Regions from separate parts of the Homo sapiens genome. Here region 1 is linked to region 2. A link is a loop called in an ENCODE intact Hi-C map of the cell type or tissue named here. Cell type or tissue: HCT116. All regions are shown on one strand. Each heading gives the region's core, and the rest is flanking DNA. Links, peaks and the distances in the headings are about the cores only. Region 1 overlaps RNASET2 (ribonuclease T2). Region 2 has its middle 120 kb from the start of RPS6KA2-AS1.

The links. Hi-C counts contacts between places; a loop is a spot of excess contacts. Peaks named below come from ENCODE experiments on the same cell type or tissue, not always from the same donor. Only the 100,000 strongest peaks of a DNase experiment are listed, where the experiment ranks them.
Region 1: it touches region 2 in a loop (5-fold over the local background); 57 of 110 quality-filtered maps call a loop at or near these places.

Annotation. Positions count from the first base shown.
Region 1 is chr6:166,950,307-166,952,855 of GRCh38, reverse strand. It overlaps RNASET2 (ribonuclease T2), which reads left to right. Exons shown (of 9, transcript NM_003730.6): 2 at 308-368. Among named protein-coding and RNA genes, the nearest start is that of RNASET2, 5.0 kb to the left of the region's middle. RefSeq lists enhancers at 1,256-1,941, 1,415-2,334, 2,455-2,504. In HCT116, for the core only: a CTCF peak has its summit at 1,330 (motif pointing right); a DNase peak (open chromatin) is centred at 1,315.
Region 2 is chr6:166,783,201-166,790,041 of GRCh38, reverse strand. It overlaps a transcript of RPS6KA2 not described here. Among named protein-coding and RNA genes, the nearest start is that of RPS6KA2-AS1, 120 kb to the left of the region's middle. RefSeq lists an enhancer at 5,595-6,794. In HCT116, for the core only: a CTCF peak has its summit at 3,173 (motif pointing left); a DNase peak (open chromatin) is centred at 3,121.

The DNA of each region.
Region 1 (2,549 bases), core at 50-2,549, 160 kb before region 2:
CCTTCAGTGAGGCCCTCCCTGGCTGCACTCCTAGCTTGCCCTGCCTCCGCTTCCCCTCCTCTCCCCTCCTCCCCTTATCCTATTCATGTTCTCCGCCACTCAGCACTGGACGCCACCACACGTGCCTTCTTAGTGTAGGGGTGTACCGCCTTCCTCACGGGAGTGTGTGCAGCAGCAGGGCAGGCAGTGTTCCTCCTCCCACAGCACTCAGTGCTGAATGAATGATTGAAGGGATGGATGGGTGGATGAATTTTTTCTGTAACTTTAAAAAAAGTTCTTGAAAAATAAGTTTCTTATGTTTTAACAGTGACAACCATGAGTGGAAAAAACTAATTATGGTTCAGCACTGGCCTGAGACAGTATGCGAGGTGAGTGTTTCTGCCTTGACGGGCCCTGGGGCCTGGGGAGCCCTGTGAAGAGGGGTTTGTGTGCACGTGCCCGTCCAGGGCACCCACGCTGCTGGTGCGGGAGGTAGGCATCGCTCTGGCGGGTGGGCGGTGTCTCCTGCAGAGACTGCCTCCAGGAGGGCTGTGTGTGAGCTTCCCAGGGCTGCTGTAACAAAAGTGCCACAAGCTGGGTGGCTGAGAGCCTCAGGAATTTATTCTCACGGTCCTGGAAGGGGAAGTTTCAACCTAGGGGTCAGAAGGGTTGGTTCCTCCTGGAAGGCTCTGAGAGAGTTTGTTCTGTTTCTCTGCTAGCTTCTAGTAAGGACCCGTGGTCCTCTGCGTTCCTGGGCTGACCCATCACCCCAATCTCTGCCTTCTCCTTCACGGTGTGTTCTCCACTTTGTGTCTCTCTGTCTCTTCTGATGAGGACACCAGTAATTGGATTTAGGGCCCACCCTAATCTGGTATCACCTTTTCTTGATGACATCTGCAAAGACCCTGTGTCCATGTAGGGTCATGTTCACAGATGGGAGGAGGGGTTAGGACAGGGATATATCTTCTGGGAGGACACGGTTCAACCCACAGCAAGCCTCAGTTTGTCTCCTCCCTCTGTGGGCGGCAAGCCACCCAGGTGCCAAGGCAAGAGACCGAGGGCATAAGCTGTTCCAGTATAATAAAGAAAATATATAAAATGAGAACAGTTATACTAGAAATAGATTATAGATATGATGATATATGAATATTATTAATCATCAGTTTGTAGCATTGCTCTTTATTCCAATATTATAATAATCCTTGCTCTACAATTACAGCCTAGGAAAAACCAGGCCATACAGAGATAGGAGCTGAAGGGGCACGGTGAGAAGTGACCAGAAGACAAGTGTGAGCCTCTGTCACGCCCGGACAGGGCCACTAGAGGGCTCTTTGGTCTAGTGGTAACACCAGTGCCTGGGAAGGCAACCATTACTTAGCTGACCTCGGTCTAGTGGTAGCGTCAGTGCCTAGGGAAGGCACCCGTTACTCAGCAGACTGGGAAAGGGAGTTAGAGCAGACTCTGCTTCACCATACCTCTTGTGGATAGGCCTCATATCAGTCAGGCCTGCCCACAGCCATCTGGAGGCCTAACCATCTCCCCGTGATGCTGTGCTTCAGCAGTCACACTGCTGTTTCACTTTCATGTTCCACCCAGTACACCTGGCTCTGCCTTCTAGATAGCAGTAGCAGAATTAGTGAAAGTACTAAAAGTCTTTGAAATGCATAGAAGAAATAATGGCGTAAGCTGGCCTCTCTCTCTCTCCGCCTCCGCTGCCATACAGGGAAGGGCCCTCTGTCCAGTGGACACGTGACTCACGTGACCTTATCAGTCATTGGAGATGACTCACACTCCTTACCCTGCCCCTTTTGCCTTGTATCCAATAAACAACAGTGCAGCCAGGCATTCGGGGCCACTACTGGTCTCCGCGTCTTGGTGGTAGTGGTCCCCTGGGCCCAGCTGTCTTTTCTTCTGTCTCTTTGTCTTGTGTCTTTATTTCTACAATCTCTCGTCTCCACACGAGGAGAAAAACCCACAGTCCCTGTAGGGCTGGTCCCTACATCCCTCCATGTATTGGACATTTTATTAACATGTCCTGTGAGTGAAGAGGACCCAAGAGCTTCCCTGCCTCCTTTGCTGTGCTTGGCACCCATGGCACTCACGGCCCTCCGGGCTGGCCCCTCATCATCTGGCTGCGTTTTGCTCCATGCCCACATCCCTTCAGTGCGTCAGTGTCCAGGCCCTTCTCATTGGAGCACCCAGAGCCAGGACACTGCCTGGATCTGCACCTCAGGGCGTACCCTGCTCGGTGTGTCAAGCTGACCCTGGTGTGCATTGCACACTTCTCAAGTGTTTGACCGTGTTGCTGAGCTAGCACCACATTCTGTCAGGAGCACGCAGGCTTTATGTTTTGCCTCTAGCACTGAGTGGTAGTGACTTTCGCTTCTACTTCCTCACTGATTTTTCTGATGACAAACGAAAATGAAATTTTGCTTATCTGGCTCAAATTATGCTCTTGCTCACTTCTGTACACGAGATTGCCCCGTTTTCAGTTTTGCAGACTTAATGTTGCGCTCCTGCTGCTGTTTCCTTGCCTTGGGTTGGGGCAGTGGACAGAAGGAGCCGGAAGC
Region 2 (6,841 bases), core at 2,176-4,675:
CCTTCTTCTCTCAACTCGTCAAAGTCATTCTCCGTCCAGCTTTGTTCCATTGCTGGTGAGGAGCTGCATTCCTTTGGAGGAGGAGAGGCGCTCTGCTTTTTAGAGTTTCCAGTTTTCTGCTCTGTTTTTTCCCCATCTTTGTGGTTTTATCTACTTTTGGTCTTTGATGATGGTGATGTACAGATGGGTTTTTGGTGTGGATGTCCTTTCTGTTTGTTAGTTTTCCTTCTAACAGACAGGACCCTCAGTTGAAGGTCTGTTGGACTTTGCTAGAGGTCCACTCCAGACCCTGTTTGCCTGGGTATCAGGAGTGGTGGCTGCAGAACAGCGGATATTGGTGACCCACAAATGCTGCTGCCTGATCGTTCCTCTGGAAGTTTTGTCTCAGAGGAGTACCCGGCCGTGTGAGGTGTCAGTCTGCCCCTACTGGGGGGTGTCTCCCAGTTAAGCTGCTCGGGGGTCAGGGACCCACTTGAGGAGGCAGTCTGCCTGTTCTCAGATCTCCAGCTGCATGCTGGGAGAACCACTACTCTCTTCAAAGCTGTCAGACAGGGACATTTAAGTCTGCAGAGGTTACTGCTGTCTTTTTGTTTGTCTGTGCCCTGCCCCCAGAGGCGGAGCCTACAGAGGCAGGCAGGCCGGCCTCCTTGAGCTGTGGTGGACTCCACCCAGTTCGAGCTTCCCAGCTGCTTTGTTTACCTAATCAAACCTGGGCAATGGCGGGCGCCCCTCCCCCAGCCTCGATGCAGCCTTGCAGTTTGATCTTAGACTGCTGTGCTAGCAATCAGCGAGACTCCGTGGGCGTAGGACCCTCCGAGCCAGGTGTGGGATATAATCTCCTGGTGCGCTGTTTTTTAAGGCCGTGGGAAAAGTGCAGTATTAGGGTGGGAGTGACCCGATTTTCCAGGTGCCGTGTGTCACCCCTTTCTTTGACTAGGAAAGGGAACTCCCTGACCCCTTGCACTTCCCGAGTGAGGTAATGCCTCGCCCTGCTTCAGCTCGCGCACGGTATGCTGCACCCGCTGTCCTGTGCCCGCTGTCTGGCACTCCCTAGTGAGATGAACCTGGTACCTCAGATGGAAATGCAGAAATCACCTGTCTTCTGCGTCACTCACCCTGGGAGCTGTAGACTGGAGCTGTTCCTATTCAGCCATCTTGGCTCCACCCACCTATTTTATTTTTATTTTTTATTTTACTTTAAGTTCCAGGATACATGTGCAGAATGTGCAGGTTTGGTACATATACATACATGTGTCATGATGATTTGCTGTACCTATCAACCTGTCATCTAGGTTTTAAGCCCCACATGCATTAGGTATTTGTCCTGATGCTCTCCCTCCCCTTGCCCCTCACCCCGGACAGGCCCCGGTGTGTGATGTTCCCCTCCCTGAGTCCAAGTGGTCTCATTGTTCAGCTCCCACTTATGAATGAGAACATGCAGTATTTGGTTTTCTGTTTCTGTGTTAGTTTGTTGAGGATGATGGCTTCCAGCTTCATCCATGTCCCTGCAAAGAACATGATCTCATTCTTTTTTATAGCTGCATAGTATTCCATGGTGTATATGTACCACATTTTCTTTATCCAGTCTATCATTGATGGGCATTTGGGTTGGTTCCATGTCTTTGCTATTGTAAATAGTGCTGCAATAAACATAGGTGTGCATGTGTCTTTATAGTAAAATGATTTATAATCCTTTGGGTCTATACCCAGTAATGGGATTGCTGGGTCAAATGATATTTCTTGTTCTAGATCCTTGAGGAATCGCCACACTGTCCTCCACAATGGTTGAACCGAGTTACACTCCCACCAACAGCATAAAAGCATTCCCATTTCTCCACAGCCTCACCAGCATCTATTTTTTCCTGACTTTTTAATGATTGCCATTCTGACTAGTGTGAGATGGTATCTCATTGTGGTTTTGATTTGCCTAATCATAATACCTAATGATCAGTGATGATGAGCTTTTTTTCATATGTCTGTTGGCTGCATAAATGTCTTTTTTTGAGAAGTGTCGGTTCATATCCTTTGCCGACTTTTTGATGGGTTGGTTTTTTTTTTTTTTTTTTGTAAATTTGTTTAACTTCTTTGTAGATTCTGGATATTAGCCCTTTGTCAGATGAGTAGATTGCAAATATGTTCTCCCATTCCTTAGGTTGCCTGTTCAGTCTGATGCTAGTTTCTTTTGCTGCGCAGAAGCTCTTTAGTTTGATTAGATCCCATTTGTCAATTTTGGCTTTTGTTGCCATTGCTTTTGGTGTTTTAGTCATGAAGTTTTTGCGCATGCCCATGTCCTGAATGGTGTTGCCTAGGTTTTCTTCTAGAGTTTTTATGGCTTTGGGTTTTACATCTAAGTCTTTACTCCATCTTGAGTTAATTTTCATATAAGGTGTAAGGAAGGGGTCCAGTTTCAGTTTTCTGCTTATGGCTAGTCAGTTTTCCCAGTGAAGGGTATAAATGCTTAAAATAAATTTAAATGTAATAAAGAAGAGACAGTAACTTTTAACAGGGGGTATATTTTTTTCAACTGTGACCTTTTTTTTTGGAACATTTCTACTTCTATATCTGTACTCCCACAGCCAGACTTATATTTTTATCATCAGTATCTAGATATGTTTCTATATTTAAATCAACACAGTTTATATAATTCATAAATATCAAATCATACTTTTTATAATATTCTCTTAACATTTCATAACTTTTCCCCAAAACACTTAAATATTTTTAAAAGCAGCTAGAGTTTTCCATCATATAGCTGTACCATAATTTATTAGTACAATCCCCTATTGTTGATTACTTAGGTAAATTTTCAATTATACATCATGATAAAAAAAACACTATGATAAACATCCACATACATCAGTCTTTATCTTTGGATAAACTCCTAGAAGTTATTGGGTCAAATAATTTGAATATTTTTATATAAACATGCTTATTTTACATCTTATTTTATGCAAAATAATATTTTAAGGCCTAATTTAGGAAAAATATTTAAATTCTGGATTGAGTTTTCTATACACATATTGGCACACCGACATAGCTGTGTCTACCACGAATCAGAATTCCTGGTTGGGAAGGCCATTTAAAACCCACATTGCAAAATGGCATCAGGCTCATTTGACCTATCTCGGGCCTCTTGTACTTTTCTCTTCTGCCCTCTAGTGGTCATGAGGATCAAAAATGTGGAACTGGAATTATATATATTACTCTACTGATGAAAGTAACCAAAATTAAGCATAAAACACCTGAACTAAACTATTTTTGAGCACTAAATTACACAATTACTAAAAATTTATCATGACATAATTCAGTTTTCTTCACTTTTGCTATGATGATTTTTTTAAGCATTTTTTTCCTCCTGTGATGTGGAAGGTATGCATCTTTTAAAAGTATAATTGTAGCATTTTTGTTTATACTACTATAAAATGGCAATATCTATTAACCTAGCAATGTTTGAAGTAAATTACAAAAAAGAATACTTTTACATTCTTCCTTCCATACTACTCCCAACCGTCTACAAATCTTTGTTGATGCAATCAGAATTTTTTTTTTTGCATCCGTGATATCATTCATGAATTATTTTGTTACCTTTTCTACTTTGATAATCAGTTTTGTCACCATTTTCTCCCATTTTCATGGCCATATTAACAATCATTATTCTCTATTAACTCCTTTTAACTGGTTTGCTTTTCTTACTGCTAATACCATGATTTGTAAATTCTCCTTCCTTATGTTCTGTATTTGGAATTAAGGTTTATTAGACAAGTTCATTTTTAAAGACATTTTTCTGGGCTGGCTGAGCCAGGCTGCCACTCCTGTGTTCATATTTAGTTCTGCTCCATGATGATTAGCAAAATAAAAGGAGACTGTTCACCACAGAAGGACTTAAAATGTACTGTGATATCAGCTTTCCATACTGTAAGTGGATTGGAGGAGTCACTGTTCCTAACTCAATTTTCTCAAATAACAAGAAACACCCATAAATGATTGTTGAAAAAGGATATCTGAATTGTATGGTTTTCTGGTCACATTTGTCAGAACCCCTTTTTTCTTAGATTTTTAAAAAGAAAATAAAACCAAATGTTATTTAATTGATTATTATCTGCTATTTTTATTATTATTTTGTTAGATTTCATTATTGACCTTCTAGAACAAAAAGGAAGAAAGGTAAAAAATCTTTTTGGCAATACCTTGTCTTTATACTAACATGTCCTAAAAACATATTTGAATGACTTAAGTCTCATATAAATAAGATCGTTGTAGTAAAATCATTGAGTGCTTTATAGAAACAAGATGCCTGGAAGCAAATTGTGGTGCTTAAGAATACGGGCTTGGACTCAGCTAAGTCTGACTTCAAATGCTGGCTCTGCAACTACTAGCTTGTGACTTTGGATAAATTATTTAACCTTGTTCAGTCTTAGGTTCAACAGCTGAAAAACGGTGTTCATGTTGCTCAGATTCTCGTAAGGACCACGTGAGTGGAGCTCTCGAACCAGGAGCACCATGCCTGGCGTGGAGCAACCTTGAACTTAGTCGCTATCTTTCAGGTGTTTTCTGGTCCATTGTCTATGGAAAGTAATTACTTAAAAAATAATAAACCCTCAAGTAAGTAGAAGAAAGGAGCAACAGCTCCCATAAACTGAAAGAGCCAATAATCCCTGCCCTATACACATCTTTTCAAACCTGGAGCCAGCGACCTAGGGAGGAGACTGAGGCCGGCAGAACTGGGTGACCTGCCTTGGCAGCCTAGTGGGGGGTGGCACATGAGGGGTGAAGAGAAGAAGCGCCAAGTCCCTCCCCTGCTTTCCGGGGAATGTCCCAGACAGGCAGAGGCTTACATCAAGAATTCGGAAGATTGTCTTATTTCAGAATGAGACTGCCTTTACAAGCAAATGGGATTGTACTAGTCAGTGCTCTCCAAAGAAACAGATCTAAAAAGATGCAGACAGATAGGTAGACGCAAACACAGAAAGATTTACACATATACAGACACGTGTATACAGAGAGTGACCAATAGCTACAACCTGCTCTAAGAAGGACCTGACAGCCAGGGCAAGCTGGGGATTTTCCTGACATCAGAACCATCCTCCCAGCCCCAGCTCAGCCCGTGTACAACAGAAGCCAGGAAGCACATGCAAAGTGAGGCAAACAGGGATTATTCATCACAAATGCACTCATCAAGCCAAACTTATTCATAAATTTACTCGGTAGAATGCTTCCTCTGTCCTGGATGAGACATGGAGACCACTGCGGGACTTCTCTGGTCTCATGTATAGACATGCATACATAGGTATATATGTGGTTATAGATAGGTGTGCACGTGTGCATATGTGGTTATGCATAGGTGTGCACGTGTATATATGTGGTATAGATAGGTGTGCACATGTGTATATGTGGTTCTGCATAGGTGTGCACGTGTGTATATGTGGTTCTGCATAGGTGTGCACGTGTGCATATGTGGTTCTGCATAGGTGTGCACGTGTGCATATGTGGTTCTGCATAGGTGTGCACGTGTGCATATGTGGTTCTGCATAGGTGTGCACGTGTGCATATGTGGTTCTGCATAGGTGTGCACGTGTGCATATGTGGTTCTGCATAGGTGTGCACGTGTGCATATGTGGTTCTGCATAGGTGTGCACGTGTGCATATGTGGTTATGCATAGGTGTGCACGTGTGCATATGTGGTATAGATAGGTGTGCACGTGTGCATATGTGGTTATGCGTAGGTGTGCACGTGTGCATATGTGGTTATGCGTAGGTGTGCACGTGTGCATATGTGGTTATGCGTAGGTGTGCACGTGTGCATATGTGGTTATGCGTAGGTGTGCACGTGTGCATATGTGGTTATGCGTAGGTGTGCACGTGTGCATATGTGGTGATGCGTAGGTGTGCACGTGTGCATATGTGGTGATGCGTAGGTGTGCACGTGTGCATATGTGGTGATGCGTAGGTGTGCACGTGTGCATATGTGGTGATGCGTAGGTGTGCACGTGTGCATATGTGGTGATGCGTAGGTGTGCACGTGTGCATATGTGGTGATGCGTAGGTGTGCACGTGTGCATATGTGGTGATGCGTAGGTGTGCACGTGTGCATATGTGGTGATGCGTAGGTGTGCACGTGTGCATATGTGGTGATGCGTAGGTGTGCACGTGTGCATATGTGGTGATGCGTAGGTGTGCACGTGTGCATATGTGGTATAGATAGGTGTGCACGTGTGCATATGTGGTTACAGGTAACTGTGCACGTGTATATATGTAGTTATAGATAGATGTGCACATGTGTATATGTGGTTTTAGATAGGTGTCCACGCGTGTATGTGATTACAAATAAGTGTTCACATATATATGTAGTTACAGATAGGTGTGCACATGTGTATACATAGCTATGCATAGGTGTGCACATGTATATATGCAGTTATAGATATGTGTACATATATATGTAGTTTTAGATATGTGTGCATGTGTATATATGAAATTTTAGATATGTATGTATGCATATATCTATGTCATTTGTATCTATATCTGTCTATCTAGAGAGAGACAGCAATTTGCTTTTGTTAAGGAATTGGCTCACACAATTGTGGGGCTGGCAGGCAAGTCACAAGTTCACAGGGCAGACCAGCAGGCTGGGAATTCTAGTGGGAGTAGATGTTCTAGTCTCAAGGCTGTCTGAAGACAGAGTTCCTTCCTCTTCAGGGTAGCTCAGTCTTTTCCCTTAAGGCCTTCAACTGATTCGACGAGGCCCACTCACATTACGAAGGTAATCTACTTTACTCAAATCTGCTGATTTCAATGTTAATCACGTGGCTCCTGCTTGTAGTTCCAGCTCCTGGAAGGCTGAGGC